Linked DNA regions of Homo sapiens: regions 1, 2, 4 and 5 are each linked to region 3. Evidence: chromatin contacts called from ENCODE Hi-C or POLR2A ChIA-PET data. All regions are on one chromosome and are shown on one strand. The core of a region is the stretch at or near the end of the contact, and the rest is flanking DNA. Distances in the headings are between cores, read along the strand shown. Region 1 has its middle 37 kb from the start of IFNAR1. Region 2 holds the start of IFNAR1 (interferon alpha and beta receptor subunit 1). Region 3 holds the start of CFAP298-TCP10L (CFAP298-TCP10L readthrough). Region 4 holds the start of IFNGR2 (interferon gamma receptor 2). Region 5 has its middle 24 kb from the start of IFNAR2.

Region 1 (2,700 bases), core at 51-2,550, 750 kb after region 3:
CCAGATTTTCTGGATACATCAAAGTTAAGAAGAAAAACCTATTTTCCTATCTTTCCAGTAAAAGGACCCTTTTTTCTAAACATAGTCCTTAAATATATAATAGGCTTTTTGTGTACTTGACTCTGTTGTCTATTCCCAAATTTTATAATACTTTTAATATTCTGGAATTGTACTTAGAGAGATTATTCTAAATGTTGTAGTATAAAAGTACATCATCCACTCTGAAATCTCCCTAAAAGAACTCCACTGCATACACGTGGAGAAGTCATCATGCCCCATCTGTGTCTGTACCTGCGGGTGTGTCTAGCATGCTCCCTAGGGAAGGGATTTTATACCATTTGCTTATATTTATTTGGCAAGCTCCATGAAAACAAGGACTGTTTTTTAACTTTGTGGCTGACACTTGGTTGCCTAAGTGTTTAACGGTGATTGAGCGGGGACGTTGACGGTACAAACACTGATTGAATTTACCACTGGAGGGCAACAAGTCACCCTGTTCAGGCTGACAATCGGTTACTATTCAATAATTCCATTCCCAGAAGATACGCCAAGTATGTTTATACAGGTGGTTTCTTAAAGTTCTGTTTGTGATTATCTCGTCTTGAGCAAATGAGGAAAGGATGTGAAGAATCTGGTGTCCCCATGATCTCACCCAGAAATGGTTTGGTAGTTACAAAGCAAGATAGAGCAGTTGAGCAAATACTTAGCCCATCTAGTCCTCTACCACTACCACCTTCGCCTTTTAATGAGCAGGACTTTGTAGTAAGCGAGTTGTTGAAAAGGAGCTCCACATACTTAGTAACAGCCTCGGAGCGGATGGAAAGAAGTAGGCATTGCTGCAGAGCTGAGATGAACCTGCAAGGAGACAGCCTTGGCCCCAGGGAATGATCACTGCACTGCGCCCCCTACTGGCCTGGCTGAGATGACTAGCTGTGATTCCCTCCTTAGTCTCACCTGTTGAAGATGGCGCAGAACAGTTACAGCCATGATCAAAAAAGATAATTAATACTTTAGTGTCTCCTGCCCTATCCGCCCCCAGGGAGAGGCCAGACCATTCAGGGTGCCAGCTGGAGGTTATAAGGGTGGAGTGTGGAGACAGTGTTTCGTGTCACTACTTCCTTTTTTTTTTTTTTTTTTTTTTTTTTTGAGACAGAGTTTTGCTCTTGTCGCCCAGGCTGGAGTGCGGTGGGGCGATCTCGGCTCACTCCAACTTTCACCTCCCAGGTTCAAGCAATTCTCCTGCCTCAGCCTGCTGAATAGCTGGGATTACAGGCGCCTGCCACCACGCCCAACTAATTTTTCTATTTTTAGTAGAGAGCTTCCTGATAGCTGAACATGCAGAGGCTGCTGGGAAGGGCATAGAATCTCTGCAGTCCTTCTCACATACCTTATCCTATGTATCTCTTCATCTGTATCCTTTGTAATAGCCTTCATAATAAACCGGTAAACATAAGTTAGTGTTTCCTCTAGTTCTGTTAGGCAATCTAGCAAATCAGTTGAACACAAGGAGGGGGCCATGGGACCCTCAATTTATAGTCATTCAGTCATAACAGGTAAAACCTGGGGCTTGCAATTGGCATCGGAAATAAGGGGGCAGTCTTGTGGGAATGAGCTCTCAACCTGTGAGATTGAAGCAGCATGGTTGTCTGGGGTAATACGTGTGGTTTGTTGCCCCACGCCAAGGAAATCGAGGATGGGGACACAAAAGGAGTGGGTTCAAGAGCGGAAGTTTAGCAGGCAAAAGAAAGAAGAGACCTTCCCTGTGCAGAGGAAGGAGTCCCGAACAGGTTTCCGGGTTTACAGCGAGATGCGGTTGCTTTTATAGATGAGCTTGAGGAAGCGGTGTCTTATTTACGTAGGGCACAGAGGATTGGTTGGACCAGGTGTTCCATTTACATAGCACAGGAAGAGGCTGGCCATCCCACCCTCATCTGTTATTATGCAAATGGCACCTCTACCTAGCCCAGGCCTTGTTGCCTGCTTTTTTACTGCACACGTGGCAACAAAGAAAAGGGAAAAGGGAACTTCAATATTGAATATACCTGACTTCCAAGTATCCCTTTCCTATTGGCACAGCTGCTGGCATTCGCCTATGCAAGCTTCCAGTTTGCTTATCTATGTTTGCAGCTTGAGTTTTCAGGCTCTTTTTGTTAGAAAAGAAATGATTTGGGGCTTCTTTTTATTAAAAGGCAAACCTTACTGAGGACTCTTTTATCCTCACTAACTGCCTAAATAAATTTTGTTTAGGTGTTGTATCAGGATCTGATGCTATCTCCAGGTAGACAGTGTCAGAATTAAATAGGAGGATACCCAACCAGTGTCTGCTGCAGAATTGATTGCCTTCTTGTTAATGGGGAGAAATCACTACGCATTTGGTCACAGAAGTCTTCTGTGTTTATTGTTGTGGCATGAGAGCAGAGGAAAAACGGTTTGAGATTTTTCCCCTCAAAAACATAGGGGAAATCTTCATGATATTGGACTTGGCAATGATTTATTGGCTATGACACCAAAAGCACAGACAACAAAAACAAAAGTAGACAAATGGGACTACATCAAACTTAAAAACTTCTGCATATAAAAGGAAATAATCAATGGAAAAGACAACCTTTGGAATTGGAAAAATTATTTGCAAAATATTTGCTTTGATAGATTAGCAGATAAAATGTGGTGTTCACATGCCACGGAATATTATTCAGCCTT
Region 2 (2,700 bases), core at 173-2,672, 710 kb after region 3:
TATAGAGATGGAATATATATGGCATATAGAGATGGCATATAGAGATGGAATATAGAGATGGAATATAGAGATGGAATAGATATGGAATATAGAGATGGAATAGATATGGAATATAGAGATGGAATAGAGATGGAATATAGAGATGGAATATAGAGATGGGATATAGAGATGGGATATAGAGATGGGATATAGAGATGGGATATAGAGATGGGATATAGAGATGGGATATAGTGATGGAATATAGAGATGGGATATAGAGATGGAATAGATATGGAATATAGAGATGGAATAGATATGGAATATAGAGATGGAATAGATATGGAATATAGAGATGGAATATAGAGATGGGATATAGAGATGGGATATAGAGATGGAATATAGAGATGGGATATAGAGATGGAATATAGAGATGGGATATAGAGATGGAATATAGTGATGGGATATAGAGATGGAATATATAGATGGAATATAGAGATGGAATATATAGATGGAATACATATATATTCCATTGCATTGTTCTTTACAAACATTCATTTAATTATGTAATTGCTAATTAATTGCTTGGTTGTTATAACAACGAAGTATTTGATTCCTTATTTTATCTCATCATTTAAATTTTATTTCGCATATTTTCACAATGCACTGGATCTATTACTGAGGAATTTAATTAAATAATCATTCGAACCATGGGCTCGAATTGTTTACTGATAAAGCCCGACGACCAAAACAGCCTAGCGACTGCTGTTTGGAGCCCCTCGGCCCAGGGCCCGTGGCTGTTCTCTCCAAGGGACCATCTCGCCCCTCAGCCAAGTCGCCCGGAAAACGAGCGCTCGACCGCCTCTGCCCCGCTCTCGCTCTGCACACAGCAACGGTCTGGTCGCTCAGCCACTTCCTCCTTCCAGCCTCATCTGGTTCCCAGGCCGCTGGGGACTCCCAACGCCACTGTCCAAGACTCTAGGGTCAGCAAGCGCCCCGGGCGGAGAAGGGCGAGGACGAAGAGCGCCGGGCCGCGACCAGGAGCCCACCCGCGCCCTCCGACTGCAGACATGGGGAAGAGACGCGGGAACTCCAAAGTCGCTGGGTCTGCGCAGGTGTGTGCCGCGATCCTGTGAAGGTCAAGGCCTCCTGTGAGGGGGAGTCGTCCTGGAATGCGATGGTGAAGTGCTCCAGACCGGCCATAGGCCGGAAAGAGTGAGGAAGAAGAGAATGCAGGAGGCCTGCGATTTCTAAGGCGCGCGCGCACAGGGGTGCTGCAATTAGGATGGGGCAATGGGAGCTTGGAGAAGGGGTGCTAGCTAGGAGGAAAGGCGCGTGCGTGGAGGAACGGCGCGTGCGCGGAGGGGCGGTGTGTGTGTCAGAAGAGGCGGCGCGTGCGTAGAGGGGCGGTGAGAGCTAAGAGGGGCAGCGCGTGTGCAGAGGGGCGGTGTGACTTAGGACGGGGCGATGGCGGCTGAGAGGAGCTGCGCGTGCGCGAACATGTAACTGGTGGGATCTGCGGCGGCTCCCAGATGATGGTCGTCCTCCTGGGCGCGACGACCCTAGTGCTCGTCGCCGTGGCGCCATGGGTGTTGTCCGCAGCCGCAGGTGAGAGGCGGGGAGGAGAGTCTTGGCGCAGGGCGGGAGGTAGGGCACGCAGCTGGGCTACGGGGGCGGCGATGCTGTTGGGGGCGACAGACGCCCAGTCTGGGAAACCTTCGGTCCACTTTGCCGCGCCAAAGATTAAACCCGACCTGGGCTCGCAAATCAACCAGGAGAAAGTGGTGTTCTGGGTCCTCTCTTGCCGCTTGCCTGTGGCCGTGTACGGGTCCTCGGGAGCGCCCGGGTCCCACCCCCGTGAAATGGCGGTGCCAGAGCTTTGTGTCGAGTTTGATTCTTTCCGGGAAAGTACCGCGGCTCCGCTGGTCTGTTTGATAATAAACAAAACATTTCCCGAAATGCATTTCCTCAATCTGGTGAATAGGCGCCCAGTCCCACGGGGGAGTGAGCTAAGTGTGGCCAGGATTTCTCTGCCCTCAGGATTCATACAGGCCAATAAAAAATGACAGTCGGAGTGACTGAAGCATAATTGTCAGTTCTCGAGGTTTACTAAGCCTGCTTCAGGGCGCATCCGGGAAAAACGTGAGCCACAAACACGTCTGTGACTGGTTTTCCAGAGGTTTTCAGGAGGTGGGGCAGGAAGGCAGTAAGGCAAATAGTTCTGTGAGAATTTAGTTAGTGCCCAAGAAATCTGTATTTTAAGATACCATGAGTGTCTTGAAGAGAAAAAGAGAGTAAAGGGAGTCAGTTATGCAGATGCCTCTGGGTAGATGGAGTCTTGACTTTGTTTTGCACCTGAGAAGATAAGCTTGTAATTGACATGGTCAGTGTGGAAGGCCTGAACTAGTTTTTCAGATTAACTTTGGAATGCCATTTGTTGAGAGGAGAGGTCCATTCACATTGTTGGGGGGCTTAGAATTTTATTTTTGGTTTACTTAACTACCTACTTTTTTCCCAAAGAAATAATCATGTTCAAAACTCAATGAAATGTTATCTCAATGAGATTGTAATGTTGCTCAGTCTTTCAGAAGTCATAAAAATAGTCATACTTTTTAAACTAGTAAATGCAATTCTAGGACCCAAGACTAAGAAAACTGTCCAAAATATGGGAAGACATTTTTATTTATACTTTTTTTTTTTTTTTTTTGAGACAGCCTGTTGCCC
Region 3 (2,700 bases), core at 139-2,638:
ACTTGGCGATTTAAATTTATTTAAATTAAAATGACCCAGACGCGATGGATCACACTTGTAATCCTAGCACTTTGGGAGGCGGAGGCAGGCGGATCACCTGAGGTCAGGCGTTCGAGACCAGCCTGGCCAACATGATGAAACCCCGTGTCCACTAAAGATACAAATATTAGCTGGGCGTGGTGGTGGGCGCCTGTAATCTCAGATACTTGGGAGGCTGAGGCAGGAGAATAGCTTGAACCCGGGAGGCGAAGGTTGCAGTGAGCAGAGATCGCGCCACTGCACTCCAGCCTGGGCAACAGTAAGACCCTGTCTCTCACACACACACATACCATATATATATATATATATATAATTTATTTATATTTATATATACATATATATAATTTATTTATATTCATATATACTATATATATGGTATTTATTTATATTTATATATATTTAATTAATTAAAATGCAAATGTAAAATTCGGTTGCCTGGCCGCACTAGCCACATTCCAAATGCTCTACGGCCACAAGTGGCCGGCAGCTGCCCAATGGACAGCACAGATGGGGGCCCTTCCACCGCCGGAAAGTTCTGCGGCAAAGCGGGTGCCCTGGAACCTGCGCGGGGTAGGGAGACGGCGCCGCAACGCAACAGGCCGTTTCCAGGGCGGGGAAAGATCACCAAGGCTTCCTCAACTGTAAGGGGCCGTCCCAAAGCCAGGTGGCTCGCTGCTTTACATTGGGCGACTAAAAATAGTAAATTCAGCTTTTAAAAGCCCACCTAGTTCTCATCTCACCCCTCACACGTGATTAATTGCACTAAGTCTGCTGTTCAGCCCGGCCTTTCGGCTCCCTCCTCCCTCCCCAGCCCATTTCCACTTATTCGCAGCACCCCAAATCCTGGCTCCGAGAGGCACCTGGGCCCACCTCCCAGCCCGGGGTGTCAGACAGGCCGGATCTTCTCCGGTTCCTTATTCATCTCCGGTTAACCCTAGTGTCCCGTTTCAACCCCGGCTGCTGCAAATCTCTTCAATAATCTTCACAAACCTGACCCCTCGGCCCACCCTGCCCCTCTTTCTCCATCCCACGCCGGTCTCTCGATCTGTCCGGGATGGGCCCACCCGCGAGCCGCACCTGAGCAGAGGCGCTGCACCTTGAGCCGCCCATTATAGACCCGGGCCACCTGCACCGTGAGCTCCTCCAGCTCGGTACTCCCAGGCGCCTGCAGCAGGAACTGGCTCTCGTCGCCCCGCTTCACGTGCAGCAGAACCATGGCGGTCCCGCCGAGGTACTGAGGCGTTGAGAAGGCCCCGGCTGCGTGGCCCGCGGGTCCTGCCGGCCGAGGGTCGCCGGATCGCCAGCAGCTGCGACGCACTAACAGCCGCTCACAGTCCGGAATCCCACGCTCCCTAGCCCGCGGTGAGCGGGGGAAACGGCACTCGCTCCCGGAAGTGGATGTTGCCAAGAGCAACAGTGAAGCAGAGTTAAAGAGCCGCCAGCTCAAGCTCAGAACCCGAGTGGGGGAGGCTGGGGTGCACCGAGGCCCAGCAATCCAAGCCCGTACGGAGCTGCGGCCGGGGAAACCACCCACACAGTCTGAGAGGACAGCTGATTCTGAGCGGACCGACGGAAGGAGATTCGCAGAGCCCCTTCCCGGAAGTGACTGTTGTCGCGGCAACTGCCAAAACACAGACCAAGTCGCTGAAGGGGAGGGCGGACCTCCCAATCGACTGGTCTGGGGCCCGAGATTTCCACTCAGGGAGATACGTGGGCTGAGATGGGAGTTACTAGATGGGGAACGGGAAATACGGCGGGAACCACAATCGCGCAGTTCCGCAGCTGCCGCCCCACAACCGCTCCACATTCCAGCGTCCCTTCCGCCGCTTTCAGTCTCCACTTCCGGCAACGTTTCCACGCTGTTTCCGGCCTGGGAAAGTTCGGCGGCAGCGACCCAGAACTGAGTCTTGCTGTTCGCTGCTGTTTGCGCGGGTCAGCTTTTCAGGACGGAGGGGCCAGGGCGAGTGTCCGCACTTCTTCGTTCAGGTTGATTTGGATGGCGTTGCTGGGGTAGCTCCAGCGGCCCCTGCCAGAGCGACCCTCCCAGAAATATCCAGCCATCCTCCAGCGGACTCTTGCTGAAGGCAGTCGGCGTCAGTCGCTGTTTATTCCGGGCCCCACAGATCCAGAGTCACTGCTCTCATGGAGCTTATATTTTAGTGTGACAAAAAGAAAACAAAAATAAATGGACAGGCCAGGAGCGGTGGCTCACGCGTGTAATCCCAACACTTAGGGAGGCCGAGGAGGGCGGATCACCTGAGGTCAGGAGTTCGAAAGCAGCCTGGCCAACATGGTGAAACCCCTTCTCTACTAAAAATACAAAAATTAGCCGAACGTAGTGGCGCGTGCCAGTAATTCCAGCTACTAGGGAGCCTGAGGTGGGAGAATTGCTTGAACCCGGGAGGCGGAGGTTGCAGTGAGCCTAGATCGCGCCACTACCCTCCAGCCTTGGCGACAGAGTGAGACTGTGTCTCAAAAATAATAAATAAACAAACGGACAACACAAATTCAAATACAGATCTAAAGAAAACTAAACAGGTTGATGGACTTCTTATGTTTGATGGTCAGGGAATGTACACCTTCTGCGATATTGGGAGTAATATTATCGTCTCCCGCCCTGAATATTTAGAAAAATATCACAGTGGGGTGTACACCCCTGCG
Region 4 (2,700 bases), core at 201-2,700, 790 kb after region 3:
CCTTTTTTTTTTTTTTTTTTTTTTTTTTTTTTTTTTTTTTTTGAGACGGAGTCTCGGTCTGTCACCCAGGCCGGGGTGCAGTGGCGCAATCTCCGCTCACTACAACCTCCGCCTCCCGGGTTCAAGTGATTCTCCTGTCTTAGCCCTCCAAGTAGCTGGGATTACAGGCGCCGGCCACCACGCCTGACTAATTTTTGTATTTTTAGTAGAGACGGGTTTCAGCCATATTGGCCAGGCTGGTCTCCAACTCCTGGCCTCATGTGATCCGCCCACCTCGGCCTCCTAAAGTGCTGAGATTACAGGCGTGAGCCACCGCGCCTGGCATCAGTGCATACTTTTTGAAGTGATTCCAAGTTATCGCCCGCTTTTTTCGTGTAACATATAAATACATCTCTGTATCTAGAAATATCCAATGCATAATTCAATTGTCTGCGAGGTATTTCATCACGTATTTTCACGAGCGTGGCCAATTTCAAAATAGTTCTACAAAGAGGAAATGCAAGAATGTGGGAAGAGCAAAAGAAAAGCTCTATGTTGCAAAACCCATTTTTGCTAACGTGTCCAGTGGGCTCCCGGGACGACCTGTTTTTAAATTCTTGGTCTCCCTGCACCGCGTCCCTCCTTTGCTGCGCTAGCTTTATGACGCATCTTGGAAGAACAGGGCAGATTTAAAACCCTCTCCCAACAGGCGTCAAACGACATGGTGCAGGCTCGGGCTGGGGAGCGGGCCTGCGGCTGCCCAGCTGCTAAAGGACTTCCTACTCGTGCACCGCCGCCGGCTCCAGGGCAAACCCCACGCCATTTAGAAATGCTGGAAGTTTCTGTCTCTCCCTCCCCCTGCTCGGAGGCCATTCCCCCCACCCCCAGAGCCCCACCTCCTCCTTCACTGGGCCCTTTCTAACTCCTTCCCCTTAAAACCCTTTTCAAAATGGGGTTGACTGGAGGCGGAGGTTGCAGTGAGCCGAGATCGCCCCACTGCACTCCAGCCTGGTGACTCCGTCTCAAAAAAAAGGGGAGGGGGGCGGGGGAGAGTTGAAAGCTTAATATGTACTTTGGGGGCTATTAAAGCAAACATTTCGACTAAAGGGGCGAATCCTCGAATTGTGCGATCAAGCACCCGAGAGGAGAGTTGGGGGGGGTCAGGAGGGGTGGGGGCTCCAGGGAAAGCCCGGGGGTCTGGGCCGGGGTCTCGCGGGGCCCTTCCGGAAGGATCGCGGCCCCCGAAGGTGGGCGTCCCGCGGGGCTCCAGTCTCCAGGACGTTCCGGGAGGCTCCGCGCTCTGGGAGGCCGGCTGCGTGGGGTCCCCGCGCTGCAGCCGCAGAGGCCCCCCAGGGCCGCGGTTCCCGGAGCGGGAAAGTCCCGCGCGGGGGCGGTGGCCTCGGGGGCGGGACGGGGCGGGGGCGGGGGCGCGGGCGGCCGAGCCGAATCCCCTCCACCGGGACGCCCCGCTGCTGCTCGGGAAGAGGCGGGCCCTGCGCGCCCTGCGCTCGCCATGGCGGTTTGGGCGGCGACGTGAGCGGCTCCGCGGACCCCGAGCGGGGCCCCGGCCGCGACCTGAGCCGCCGCCGAGCGCCCGGGGCCATGCGACCGACGCTGCTGTGGTCGCTGCTGCTGCTGCTCGGAGTCTTCGCCGCCGCCGCCGCGGCCCCGCCAGGTGAGCCGGGCCTGGGCCTCCGCGGCGGGACGCGGGCGCAGCCGCAGCATGTGGGGGCTGGGGGACTCCCGGATCGTGGGGTGGGGGGAATCTGCCGGGTGCTCAGAGTGGGTGGGAATCTGCGGGGTGCTCCTGGTGGGTGGGATATGCGGAGTGCTCAGATCAGGTGGGAACCTGCGGGTGCCCCAGGTGGGGGTCTTGCGGGGTGCCCAGGGCTAGAGGGGCCCGCTGGGAGCCCGCAGCGGGGCTGGGATGGGCGGCCAGGAGTTCCAGACAGGAGCTGGGCAGCAGCAGGAAGACGGGGGGCACCCCTCCTGGCGTCCTGGCCGCCGGGACACCCCTCTCCGGGAGAGGACACTCGGTGCCCCTCCGTGAAGCCGGTAACCTCGGCTGCGCCACCTCCCCCACCCGCGCGCCCGCGCCGGGAAAGCCAGCGTGGCCCCAGTCTCCGAATTTCTCGGAATGAACAACAGCAAATTGAATCCAGGGCTCCGGCGGGGGCCGCCTTTGCTGGCCACTGGTTCTGCAGCCTGGCGAGACTGCGCTTAGTCCCCGCCTGGAGTGCCTCCCGAAGGCCTGGCTGGAAGCTAGACTCAGTCCCTTTGTAGTAGCAGCGGTGGAGCAGGGACCAGCGTCTTGGACGGGTGACCCAGACTCAATTCCGACTTTGGCCGAGGGCATGTTTGACACTGGGTGTGAAATCTAGACAGTTCCCGCGGTCATAGAGATGGGGCAGCAGCATTCAGGCAGGGCTCAGAACTGTCCGGGTCCCATCAGTGTTGGGGCGGAAGAGGAAGAGTGTCAACTGAGCCAGGCATTTATTTATTTTATTGTTGTTTGAGACAGGGTGTCGCTCTGTCGCCCAGGCTGGAGTGCAGTGGGCAGCATCTCAGCTACTGCAGCCTCCGCCTCCCGTGCTCAAGCGATCCTCCCACGTCAGCCTCCCAAGAAGGTGGTATTATTGGCCACGCCTGGCCAATTTTTGTATTTTTTGTAGAGAGGAGGTCTCACTGTGTTGCCCAGGCTGTTCTTGTACTCCTGAGCTC
Region 5 (2,700 bases), core at 111-2,610, 590 kb after region 3:
TGCAGAAGCACCTGGGCCAAGATTGCTTTCCTCTTCTACGCCTATCCCAGGAATGTGGCCACTGCTCAAAATGTGGGAATTCCCTTCCAGAATTCCCCTTGAAGCTGCTGCACGCTTCTTAGACCACGTCTGAGCAATGCCTGCATCACTAGAATATTTGGCCTCAGTTGGGTTTGTTTCTTTAAAAAAAAAAAAAAAAAAAAAAAAAAAAAAAAAAAGGTTTTTTCCTCAACTAAGACTTAAGACAAGGGGGTCTTAATTTGATTATTTTTTTCTGTTTTATATGATTTCTATGAAAACTACAACAAAATAAAGTTAATTCTATTTAAGTGACTTTTTAATGAATTGCCTTTGTTAGAAAAAAAATTAAGTGTTTTTGTCTCACTCTGTCACCCAGGCTGGAGCACAGTGGTGTGATCATGGCTTACTGCAGCCATGACCTCCCGGGCTCAGGTGATCCTCCCACCTCAGCTTCCCAAATAGATGGGACTACAGTTGTGTGCCACAACGCCTGGCTAATTTTTGTATTTTTTTGTAGAGACAGGGTCTCACCAGGTTGCCCAGGCTGATCTTGAACTCCTTGGCTCAAGCGATCCACCCACCTCAGCCTCCCTGAGTGCTGGGATTACAGGCATGAGCCAGCGCACCCAGCCAGAATTACATTTTTTTAAATGGTACTGTCCTAGAAAATCCAGGATGTGCAGTGATCACGTATGAATGCATGGACCTGCACACACAGGAGTGAACAAAAGACCCACCCCTGCCAGGTCACCACTCATATCTCACCCCAGCCCACGCTAGCTCACACTCCTCCCCACACACCACTGACCTCATCATTGCTAGGTACCCACTTGACTTCTCAACAGGTTCAAGACAATTGGCCTTCCTCGTCTCTTCTAGAAACACCCTCTTTTCTGGGCTTTGTGTAACACCTGGTCTTTCTCCCCTCTCTGGCCACTTCTCAGCTTTTCTTTTTCTTTCTTTCTTTTTTTTTTTTTTTTTTTTGCCACTTCCTCTTCCTCTACATCAAGCTTGTCCAACCCACAGCCCAGGACAGCTTTGAATGCAGCCTAACACAAATTCGTAAGCTTTCTTAAAACATTATGAGATGTGTGTGTGTGTGTGTGTGTGTGTGTGTGTGTGTGTGTGTGTGTGTGTTTAGCTCATCAGCTATCGTTATTGTTAGTGTATTTTATGTGTGGCCCAAGACATTTCTTCTTCCAGTGTGGCCCAGGGAAGCCAAAAGATTGGACACCCCTGCTCTACAACATCTCAATATAGGCCTTTTTCATGTTTCATTCTAGATTCTCTCTCTAGACTACAAGTTCTTAAGGGGAAGTGGCATTGGGAAATGTGTGAAGGTGGCTTTGGTTGTCACAACAGCAGCGTGGATGCTGTGTTACTAGTGTTCAGTGGATGGCGGCAGAGGGACCAAACAGAAGGCAGTATCACCAAAGAACTGTCCATCCTCGCATGCCAATACCCACACTCCATAGAGAAACACTGCAATGGCATCCACTCCCACAGATTCGGTTACCATTTGCCAGCCAAGGCCTGCCCAGCCAGACCTCTCGTCTGAGCACTGGTATTCCCCTTAGACATCTAACAGGCACATCAGAGTCAACGTGTCCAAAGCCAACTCATCATCTTCTCTGTAAATCTGCTTCTTCTCCAAGATGTCCTTCCTCTATGCTCACCATCACCATGAAGCCAGGTATTTAAGCAAAGGGAGTCATCTATATAAAGCCAATCCTCCGTATTCATGGGGGATTGTTTCCAGGCCCCCAGGGATACCAAAATCCACAGATGCCCAAGCCCCTTGTATTAGGTTGGTGCAAAAATATTGCAGTTTTTGCCTTTTTCGTCTTTATGGCAAAAACCGCAATGACTTTTGCACCAACCCAATACAAAATGGCATAGTATTTGCATATAACTTATGCACACCTCCAGTATACTTTTTTTTTTTTTTTGAGATGGAGTCTTGCTCTGTTGCCAGGCTGGAGTGCAGTGGCACAATCTCGGCTCACTGCAGTCTCCACCTCCCGGGTTCAAGTGATTCTCCTGTCTCAGCCTCCCAAGTAGCTGGGATTACAGGCGTGCATCACCACACCCAGCTAATTTTTGTGTTTTTAGTAGAGACAGGGTTTCACCATGTTGGCCAGAATGGTCTCAATCTCCTGACCTCGTGATCCGCCCGCCTCGGCCTCTCAAAGTGCTGGAATTACAGGCATGAGCCACTGCGCCCAGCCTAGTATACTTTAAATCAGCCCTAGATTACTTATAATACCTAATACAATGTAGATACTATGTAAATAGTTGTTATGCTATATTTTTAATTTGTATTATTTTTATTCTTGTATTGTTTTATCGGGGCTTTCTTTCCAAATTTTTTTGATCAGCAGTTGGTTGATCCTCAGATGTGGAACCAACGGATATCGAGGGCAGACTGTACTTGCCTCTCCCTCCACACCCAACCTAATCACCAAATCCTACCAATCCAGCTCCTAAATTCTGCAACACCCATCCACTTTTCTTCCCCTCCACTGCCAGCACGCTAATCTTGGCCACTGTCATCTCCACCTGAACTCCTGCAGTAGCCCCTCCCGGGTCTCCCTGCTTTCATTCCTGCCTGTTTCAGAGCCCCCATCCTCACTGCAACACGTCATCTTCAAAACAGCTGCTCTGATCCTATCACTCTGG

What was found. Hi-C counts contacts between places; a loop is a spot of excess contacts on that map. ChIA-PET counts read pairs that join two places held with the same protein, here RNA polymerase II (POLR2A). Pooled maps may share reads with other maps.
Region 1: a pooled map shows a loop between it and region 3 (7-fold over the local background). The contact joins the enhancer-like site here to the promoter of CFAP298-TCP10L in region 3. A Hi-C loop is called at or near these places in 6 of 50 pooled maps. POLR2A ChIA-PET finds 5 or more read pairs at or near these places in 2 of 52 experiments (A549 and GM12878).
Region 2: a map of ascending aorta shows a loop between it and region 3 (8-fold over the local background). The contact joins the promoter of IFNAR1 here to the promoter of CFAP298-TCP10L in region 3. A Hi-C loop is called at or near these places in 3 of 168 maps with a recorded cell type or tissue (B cell, CD8-positive, alpha-beta T cell and ascending aorta), 1 of 37 single-sample maps with no recorded cell type and 13 of 50 pooled maps.
Region 4: a pooled map shows a loop between it and region 3 (8-fold over the local background). The contact joins the promoter of IFNGR2 here to the promoter of CFAP298-TCP10L in region 3. A Hi-C loop is called at or near these places in 6 of 50 pooled maps. POLR2A ChIA-PET finds 5 or more read pairs at or near these places in 2 of 52 experiments (HepG2 and WTC11).
Region 5: a loop to region 3 is called in a pooled map, with 2.9 times the contacts of the local background. The contact joins the enhancer-like site here to the promoter of CFAP298-TCP10L in region 3. A Hi-C loop is called at or near these places in 5 of 50 pooled maps. POLR2A ChIA-PET finds 5 or more read pairs at or near these places in 2 of 52 experiments (activated CD8-positive, alpha-beta memory T cell and activated T-cell).

The regions. Positions count from the first base shown.
Region 1 is chr21:33,360,516-33,363,215 of GRCh38, forward strand. No RefSeq gene overlaps it. Among named protein-coding and RNA genes, the nearest start is that of IFNAR1, 37 kb to the left of the region's middle. RefSeq lists a silencer at 708-1,002. Within about 2 kb of position 1,301, at least 31 of the 41 ENCODE cell types and tissues checked have a DNase peak (open chromatin) inside an H3K27ac peak, as active enhancers do; they include GM12878, where a contact is called at or near this core.
Region 2 is chr21:33,323,548-33,326,247 of GRCh38, forward strand. It overlaps IFNAR1 (interferon alpha and beta receptor subunit 1), which reads left to right and starts at 1,423. Exons shown (of 11, transcript NM_000629.3): 1 at 1,423-1,584. The coding sequence starts at 1,509. RefSeq lists promoters at 127-1,410, 764-1,434, enhancers at 447-1,349, 637-846, 1,067-1,116, 1,350-2,251 and cis regulatory regions at 855, 1,346-1,355, 1,412.
Region 3 is chr21:32,610,989-32,613,688 of GRCh38, forward strand. CFAP298-TCP10L (CFAP298-TCP10L readthrough) reads right to left here and starts at 1,389. Exons shown (of 12, transcript NR_146639.2): 1 at 1,117-1,389. It overlaps CFAP298 (cilia and flagella associated protein 298), which reads right to left and starts at 1,389. Exons shown (of 7, transcript NM_021254.4): 1 at 1,117-1,389. The coding sequence starts at 1,255. RefSeq lists enhancers at 811-860, 1,521-1,630.
Region 4 is chr21:33,401,963-33,404,662 of GRCh38, forward strand. IFNGR2 (interferon gamma receptor 2) reads left to right here and starts at 1,451. Exons shown (of 7, transcript NM_005534.4): 1 at 1,451-1,654. The coding sequence starts at 1,582. RefSeq lists cis regulatory regions at 1-1,183, 568-1,183, 1,166, 1,176, 1,453 and 2 more, promoters at 399-1,555, 399-1,037, 409-1,576, 1,171-1,575 and silencers at 1,130-1,669, 1,680-1,759, 1,780-1,829, 1,970-2,019.
Region 5 is chr21:33,204,276-33,206,975 of GRCh38, forward strand. No RefSeq gene overlaps it. Among named protein-coding and RNA genes, the nearest start is that of IFNAR2, 24 kb to the right of the region's middle. RefSeq lists a silencer at 1,364-1,423. Within about 2 kb of position 1,361, at least 14 of the 41 ENCODE cell types and tissues checked have a DNase peak (open chromatin) inside an H3K27ac peak, as active enhancers do.